Regions from separate parts of the Homo sapiens genome. Here regions 1 and 2 are each linked to region 3. A link is a contact called in ENCODE Hi-C or POLR2A ChIA-PET data. All regions are on one chromosome and are shown on one strand. The core of a region is the stretch at or near the end of the contact, and the rest is flanking DNA. Distances in the headings are between cores, read along the strand shown.

Region 1 (2,700 bases), core at 45-2,544, 560 kb before region 3:
CTTCTAGTTGTCTCCCAGGTGACCATTGGATGGGAGGAGCAGTGGTCAAATAATACTTTAGTCTTATCTATAATATTTTGTAAGGAGCAGTTATCTTGATTTTATTTATGCAATTAAAATTAATTTTACAATGAAAGGAAATGGCAAAAAATGGCATACATGCTGTGACAATCTTAGTGACTGCAAGTCTGAGAGTAAAGCCTCTTTCTACCATTTTGTGAGCTAGCTTTGTTACAAAGAAAGTGCTGGGGGAATTAAATGCTAGTTGTGATAGGTAATTTCTCTGGAAGCCTAAGGTCCCACAGCACGGAGGCTAGAGGAATTTTTTTTAAACATATATTTGTTTTATACTGGCAAAAGTGACATATATTCACAGTAGATGATTTTCAAGCTATTGAAAAGTTTTTTTTTTTTTTTTTGAGACTAAGTCTTGCTCTGTCACCCAGGCTGGAGTTGCAATGGTGTGATCTCTGCTCACCGCAACCTCTGCCTCCTAGGTTCAAGCGATTCGCCTGCCTCAGCCTCTCAAGTAGCTGGGATTACAGGTGCGCACCACCATGCCCGGATAATTTTTTCTATTTTTAGTAGAGACGGGGTTTCACCACGTTGGCCAGGCTGGCCTGGAACTCCTGACCGCATGATCTGCCTGCCTCGGCCTCCCAAAGAGCTGGGATTACAGGCGTGAGCCACCGCGCCTGGCTGAAAAGTTTTAAATGGAAAATGGAAACCTCTTGTAATCCACCCATAGAGTCGTAATCATGGTTAACATTTCAGCACAGGGGCTACCGTGGATTTGGACACACCTGGAGTCACACCCCACCTCTGCCATTCACCTGTACCATATAAAACTTAGTCCTGGAGCTGTGAATAGGGAAGATAATACTCAGTCATAGGGCGAGAACTAATTAACTGAGGGTGCTCTGCAGTGAGCGCCAGGAGTGTTCAGTAAATACAAGTACTCACTGTGCACTGGTTGGCAGCGTCACGCCTTCATGTATGTTTTTCCACCAAATTGGGATCATGCAATATACGTTGTATTTATCCCTTTTATCTGATATTTTAACATGCACACTTTTAATGTGGGCACTCTTGAGTCCTTGGGGACACAAGTTGAGCTGTGCCAGGCCAACTTGCAGAGCTGGTGGTGAGAGCTGTGTCCTGCACCTGCTCTGAAGCCATTCATGGCTCCCTGCTGCTGCCAGAGTAAATCTAATTTACTTGGAGTCTGTCTGGGTTCTTCAGACTCTGGCCCTATGCTGGCTGCCCTGCCTTTTCCCCATCTGCTTAGCCTGCTCCCTTTGCATCCAGATTCCCCTGAGTGAGTCATCCTGACACCTCCCAGCCTCCAGCCCCATGCCCGGAACTCTACCTTTCTCCTTGTGTCCATTCAAACCCAGTCTCTCCACTGGGGCTCTTGTCTTCACTGTTCAGGTACAATAATCCCCTCTATTTCTCAGTTCCACATTTTCCAGAGCACTGGTGTGACCCAAACACTTTCGACCTCAATCAGTCAATTTCATTCACTGTTTGGTATTCATTTTTCTCTCCTCAGCTACATTGCATGTCCCTAAAGACTGGGGTGTTGCAATTTGCCACTTTTCTTTTTTTAATTCTAAAAGTTACCTAGGACTGTGCTGAACACATAGGAAACACCCAGATACATGTTGGCTGGTGTTTTTGCACCAGATAATGAGTGACTGGGTGTTTTTTGTTTGTTGCTTTTCCTAGCCTCAGGAATGTCTCCTGGCTGGGTCAGCTGTCAGCTAAGAAACACAGACCTTGTCTCGTGGCATGGATATCTGCAGTTGTTATCTTTCCAGCAGCCATGCCCTTGTTTTTTCATAACCCTTTTCCCATTCTCTGTCCACGTGTTTAGCAATGAAATGGGTCAACCCTGGCTTAGGGATTGAGTCTCATTCCTGGTCACAGTGATTGGTTTAGGATGGACAGAGGACCTACACAATCCAACAAAATACCACCCTGGAACTTTTACTACACAAAAAGGGAGAAATATAAAGGTCTCTCCCTCCTGGTCTTTGTTTTAGAAGATAAGGAGTTCTGGACCTGCCAGCAGCCACCATATGGAGGAATTTTACCTGAGAGCAGAGCCACTACTTGGGAAAACAGTCAAGATATGAAGGGAGTGTTGGATGTGTTACTATTAAGTGGTGGTGTCTGAACCCTGGATCCAGCCAAACCTGCAGCCAAATCCTATCCTTGTTATTTTTAGCTATATGAACCAAAATGTTTTTGGTTTTATTAAATCAGTTTGGCTTAGCTTTTCTGTCACTCATAACTCAAAGACTCTAGGCTTGCCTCAGCCCCTAATTCTAAGACTTCTACTATCTGAACTTCTTTTCCACAGAAACTGAACATTTTGGAGCAGCCATAACAGACCCCAGAGCCCATGTCCATCCTCCTGGCTCTTACCTCCCAAGACCACACAAGGAGCTGCAGATCTGGAGCTGGGACTGAGTGTCTCCAGGACAGGGCTGTGCTGCTCTCCTGAGCCTTTGAGAGGACTGTGGGTGCTCACACAACCCATCACAGCTGTAGGTCTCAGGGAAACAGAGTGGTAATCATATTACAAGGGCTTCCATGGGAAGCTGCAAGGGACTTGAAGTGAGCAATGCACACAGCCTGCTTCCCAGGTACCTTCTGAGAAGTCCAAGGAAACCACATTTTTCTTGCTTTCGTGAT
Region 2 (2,700 bases), core at 17-2,516, 940 kb before region 3:
TGGAAGAACGGCCCTAAAGGTATTTTGGAGATCTTCAGGGCTGCCACATCCATCACAGGCCCAGAGTGCCAGGGCCTTGAGGGTGGTAGAACTGTTTCAAGGGAGGGGCTCAGTGTGCCTGTGGGACCTTGGGCTTGCTGCCCAGAGCCACCTCCAATTTTTGCTTCATACTTCTGGTGCAGTGCTCTTTAGCCACCCCAGCTGAGGCTCAAGTGTGGCTCAAGAGGGCCCTGGTACAGCTTGGGCTGCCACTTCAGAGGGCACAGGCTGTCAACCTTGGTAGCGAACCTCAGAGGCCCAACCCCTGACTCGTTGTGTCCAGAAGGCAGGACATGGAGTCAAAAAATATTCTTCTCAAGCTTCAAGATGTAACACTGTTTGCCTTGCTGGGTTTTGGACTTACTTGGGATCTGTTACTCCTTTCTTTTTTCCAGTTGCTCCCTTTTGGAATGGGAACATCTATCCTATGCCTGTCCCACCATTGTATTTTGGAAGCACGTAACTTGTTCAGTTTCACAGGCTCACAGGTAGAGGGCAGTTTGCCTCAGGATGAATCACACCTTTGAGTCTCACCCATATCTGATTTAGATGATATTTAGATGAGACTTAGGACTTTAGACTTTTGAGTTGATGCTGGAACGAGTTAAGAATTTTGGGGCTATTGGGATGGAATGGATGTATTTTGCATGTGAGAAGAACATGAATTTTGAGGGGTCAGGGGTAGAATGTTAAGGTTTGAATGTCTGTGTTCCCCTAAAATTTGTGTGTTGAAACTTAAGACCCAATGTGATAGGGTTAAGAGGTGGGGCCTTTAGAAGGTGGTAAGTCATGAGAGCTCCACCCTCATGAATGGGATTAGTGTCCTTTTAAAAGGACTTGAGGGAAGCATCTGGGCCCCTTTTGCCTTTTGTCCTTCTGCTATGTGAGGATGAAGCAGCAAGCCACCCTCTTGCAAGCAGAGTTGATCAGCTCTTACCAGACACCAGATCTGACGCTATGATATTGGACTTCCCAGCCTCCAGAGATGTGAGGAATACATCTCTGTCCTTATAAATTACCCAGTCCCAAGTACTTTATTGTTGCAGCATGAATGAACCAAGACAAGTCCACTTTCTATCTCCAGCCCAGTCATTGCTCCTGAGCTTCAGAACCACATATCCAACTACCTACAAGATACCTTCTTGAGGATGTGCCAGACAGTGGAAACATTCAAAGCAGAACTTCTCATCATCTCCATGCTTGCTGTCCCATGTTCCTCTTCCCTGTGACTGGCACCATTGCCCAACCAGTTATGCAAGGGAGAAACGTCGACTCCTCCTTTTCCACTGCCCCCGCCAAAGACCCAACCAATCTTCAAGTCCTGTACATTCTAACCCCTATGTAGGTCTTAAGTTCCCAGTTGCTTTTCACTTCCACTGTTCCTGCCCTGTCCAGGGCCCCCCAGATTTTCTACTGGATGGGCCTCTCCCTGGGTTATCTGCCTCTAAGTGTGCCTTCTCCCACTATTTTTCACATGGTGACTTAGGAACAGTTTCAGTCTGACCTTGTCACTCTTCTCCATTCAGGCCTTGAGTGGTGTCCTATTGCTTCTGTTTGGACAAAATCCACATCTTAGCCTGGCTCCTCTTCTGTCTCTAGGTATTTATCCTCCAGGATAATCAAATAGCTACTCCACTAGCCTGGCTCAGCACCAGAGCTAGGCAGAAAATTCAAATGATTGTAGCACAGTTTACCAAGTTTCTGTTATTGAGCTAAAATAAAAAGGGTCAGCTTGTCCAGTTGGATTCATAAGAATCAGAGATCTCAACCAGTACTAAGCCTTACTAATAACTGCAAGGATACAAATAATTGTGAGGCCCGGGTAAAGTGTGAAGTCTGAACCACAATACAGCTCCCAGGACTTTTTTGCCACATTAGGCTGTGCCCTGGCCCAGACTTATCACTAGGGGTCTCTACGTGCTACACGCGAGCCATCCTTCTTGAAAGCGTAGCTATTTGGGTCCTGAAACATCTTCACTTTTTTCTCTGCTAGTTTCATAGCTTGCACAACATTTTCCAGGGAGCCATCTGACATAAATCCATAGGTTCCAGGTTTGTTTACCGCGAGCGGTTTTAGGCAGATAGGGCACGTCTCGCTAAAAGCATTCCATAGATAAGAGAGCTTCTGCTGGCCAACATCATTAGAGTGTTTGCCAGAGGCTCTGTCCCTGGAAGGATTATGAGGGGATTTGATGGGGTCATCTTTCTGTCTTGCCTGGGGTGTCTCTCCTACAGGTAGAGAATGAACTGCAGGCATACAGCTGACCCTCTCTTTCCCCGTCCTGCTCTGCCCACCTCCAACATGCTGGTGCTTCCCAGAGCTCTGACCTTGGTCTCTTCTCTTCTTACTCTACATGTGTAATATGGAGCACCTCCTCCTCCTCCTCAGCAGCTTCCTTTCTCTAGACACAGAGTCTCCCAAAGCTACCTCTTTTACCTTTCAGCTTCAGACTCACATATTCCCCTGTTCATTGCTGCCTTAATGTCCTCCAGTCCTCAGACAAGCCCATTGGGTCCTTTCTTCCTTTCAGGGCAATGACATGCACGCCCACCTGGTTCTCATGAAACCTTGAATCATCTTGGTCCTGCCAGTTGCTAGCTCTTTGTCCTAAAGTAAGTCAGAGAGGAAAACCTCTATGAACCTAAGTTTCCACATATGTA
Region 3 (2,700 bases), core at 171-2,670:
GCTGCAGATGTGCATGGTGATTGAATCATTTCTGCACACCACTGCTCACACAGCTCCCCGGGGACCCCCACTTGCCTGTGCAAGCTGTCATGAGATGTGTGTGCTCAAGTGCATCTGTGTTGGCATCCAGCATGTGCACATACCTGCTGTGAAGTATGCAAGGGGTCACATGTGTATGTGCCTATGCACACGTGTGCTGTGCAGACGCCTCTCTCTGGGTGCGTGTGCATTATGTGGACTGATGAACTAGTGAGGCCTCAAAGGTGGGAAATAAAACACTTGTGTTGGGACAGCTGACTGTTCGGTTGGCTGCCACCCTTGGGAGCTAGCTGCCTGTGGAGCTCCACATTTCTGTGGGGCAGCTAGAAGCACCTCATCCCTGTGTCCAGTGAGGAGCCCCCTGAGGGCTGTTTGCCTCCCCCAGCCGTTGAGACCGTTGAGATGCTTCTCTCCTTGCTGACTTGGCAGCCCAGAGATATCCAGGGCTCTATTTGGACCTGTCAGAGGGGCTCCAGCCCAGCTCTGCTCACGATGCCCTCCGTGTCCTCTTCCTCTCCCCACCTCCGCTTCCCACCCTGCTGCATGAGGGCATGAGGCAGGTGTTCCCAGGCCTTTTCAGCTCTCAACGTTCTATCCTCCAAGCAGCCCTCTATACATAATAGCCGCTAACTTTTCTTGAACTAGTCTTCTGCACCAGGCGCCGCTAAGCATAGACACCCTCGCTCTGCTGGGTGGTGAGAAGTGTAAATGGAAGCTTGGTCCCGAAAGACGTCCCACGGGAGTTGGGAAGACCGAGCTGACCCCATGTTACCATCCAAAAACTTCCATTTGCCCAACTAAGCCCAGCCAAGCGTAAGGTGCAAGAAGAAGCACAGAGCTGTGAAAGGGGCAGCGTCTTGGCCTTGGGCTGCCCTGGAAGAACAGCTCCCGGGGCTGCCGGGCCTTCAGCCTCCCCATGGACCTGCCTTGGGACAGGCTTTGCAGCTTCAAAAGCAGGCATTCTCCTCTTGTGGGGATGGTGTTTTCTGAACAGCCGGAGCTCCTCACAGGGAATCCTAAGAGGCTGGTATTTGACAGGCTGCCAAAGGCTGGCCAGCCCGATCCTGTGCTTTGCAGACAGCGAAATGGAGGTCCAGCTCTCTGCCCTATTCACTCAGCAAAGCAGGGTCCTGATCCCCCATGCTGATTAGCTTTGCATGGCTCCTGGCTGCTCTGACCAGGAGACATGGCGGGGGTCCTGAGCCGGGATGGGGGTAGCCTGCTTGGTCTCACCCCCCATTCAGGGGCAGTAGGAAGGGCTGAGGCCACGGGTGCACCTGGGGCCAGGCCGACAGTGATCTGTTGGGCGGGAGCCCGGCCTCTCCGGCTATAGAGCTGCAGCCACGGAGGATTTGTAGCGACTTGTAAAGGCTTAAAGGAGTCCAGGAGCCCGGAGGCGGAGGCAGCGGCCCAGCTGAGTGGCGCTCTTGTGGCGAAGGGCGACCTCTGCTGGCCACCAGGTGCGTGTCACCTCCCAAAGGTGGCCGGTGTGCAGGGAGCCCAGTGATGTAAGTGACTGGATTTGGGCAGGTTGGGTGGAACAAGAAGGTCATCTCCTGGGGCCCAGTCACAGCCGGAGGTGGGGACTACCAGGAAGCTCTGACTGCCAGTCATGGGGAGTGCAAAGAACAGCACATTAACAGCTGGAAAGGTAGAGGGTTTGAATCTCAGCCCAGCAGCTTTCCGGCTGTGTCACCTTGGGCAATTTGCTTCACCTCTCTGAGCCTTTTAAGGATGAAGAAAATTAGCACTGCATAGGGCCTGGCCTGGTGCCTGAACATAGCAGGTGTAGAACAAATGGAAGATCCCAGCCTGCCCCTCAACAAGCTGTCTCTTGCATGCCTCCCTCAGCGCACCCTTCCTCTCTTTATGCCTGAGACCCTTTGCTCTCTAGGCCTTTGACCCTTTTACTCCAGAGACTGGAGCCTCCATCTCCTCCATTCCTGGGGTTAGTAACCGCAGTTCTCCATCATTGACCTCAACAGTTTAAAAATGTCACCTCACCTGTAGGTGCCTCCATAATCCGCTAGCCATTTGTTCTTTTATTAAGAAACACAGGACACAGCGCTGTCCCTGTGGTCTGCGATGTCCCTCCTGCCATCCATCTACCCACCCTTGGGTCTCACAGGTGTTGCAAGCCCAGACACTCACCCCTCGGTTCCTGTGAGCTGCAGCCCTGCCTGGGAGCAAAGCCCCCCTGGGACCTGGACCCAGCCCAGTGCCCCTTGGCCTTGAACAAAACACTGATGGGCCCCAGGCTCCTCAGAGTAAAACCAGTTGAGGCAGAGCGGGTAGATAGGGGACCTGAAAGCACCTTCGGCCCTTAATATTCCAGGAATCTTTCTGTCCAGAAGCCAGTTCAGTCCAGCCGCCGGCCTCCAGACAAGACTGCCCGTGACCCCACGTGGGGCCAGCCCGAAGGTGGACAGTCCCATCTCCCAGTTTGCTGTTAACTTCTTAAAGCAGGACCTGGGCCCCCGCTATGACTAAACAGAAAAGAACTGCCTCTGAGCCCTGTGGTCGCCAGCTGGGTGGATCTAAGCTCCTGTGCCTGCTTGGGGCTTCCAGGCAACAAGCATTTATCAAGGCCCACCGGGCTCTGCCCCCGGACACAATGTCAGGAGAAAGTTCCTCTTGAGAGGTAGACCCTTATGGGTCACT

The links. A loop is a pair of places that touch in the nucleus more often than their neighbours do. ChIA-PET counts read pairs that join two places held with the same protein, here RNA polymerase II (POLR2A). Pooled maps may share reads with other maps.
Region 1: a pooled map shows a loop between it and region 3 (2.6-fold over the local background). The contact joins two enhancer-like sites. A Hi-C loop is called at or near these places in 1 of 168 maps with a recorded cell type or tissue (posterior vena cava) and 2 of 50 pooled maps. POLR2A ChIA-PET finds 5 or more read pairs at or near these places in 4 of 52 experiments (GM12878, WTC11, activated naive CD4-positive, alpha-beta T cell and 1 more).
Region 2: a loop to region 3 is called in a map of naive thymus-derived CD4-positive, alpha-beta T cell, with 26 times the contacts of the local background. The contact joins two enhancer-like sites. A Hi-C loop is called at or near these places in 5 of 168 maps with a recorded cell type or tissue (CD4-positive, alpha-beta T cell, CD8-positive, alpha-beta T cell and naive thymus-derived CD4-positive, alpha-beta T cell), 2 of 37 single-sample maps with no recorded cell type and 10 of 50 pooled maps.

What each region holds. Positions count from the first base shown.
Region 1 is chr10:78,633,282-78,635,981 of GRCh38, forward strand. All of the region lies in intron 4 of LOC105378379 (a long non-coding RNA gene), which reads right to left. Among named protein-coding and RNA genes, the nearest start is that of LINC00595, 370 kb to the left of the region's middle. Within about 2 kb of position 1,295, at least 4 of the 41 ENCODE cell types and tissues checked have a DNase peak (open chromatin) inside an H3K27ac peak, as active enhancers do.
Region 2 is chr10:78,258,310-78,261,009 of GRCh38, forward strand. No RefSeq gene overlaps it. Among named protein-coding and RNA genes, the nearest start is that of LINC00595, 7.7 kb to the right of the region's middle. Within about 2 kb of position 1,267, at least 2 of the 41 ENCODE cell types and tissues checked have a DNase peak (open chromatin) inside an H3K27ac peak, as active enhancers do.
Region 3 is chr10:79,194,136-79,196,835 of GRCh38, forward strand. The region is part of intron 4 of ZMIZ1 (zinc finger MIZ-type containing 1); the gene reads left to right. Among named protein-coding and RNA genes, the nearest start is that of ZMIZ1, 130 kb to the left of the region's middle. RefSeq lists an enhancer at 1,670-1,759. Within about 2 kb of position 1,421, at least 23 of the 41 ENCODE cell types and tissues checked have a DNase peak (open chromatin) inside an H3K27ac peak, as active enhancers do.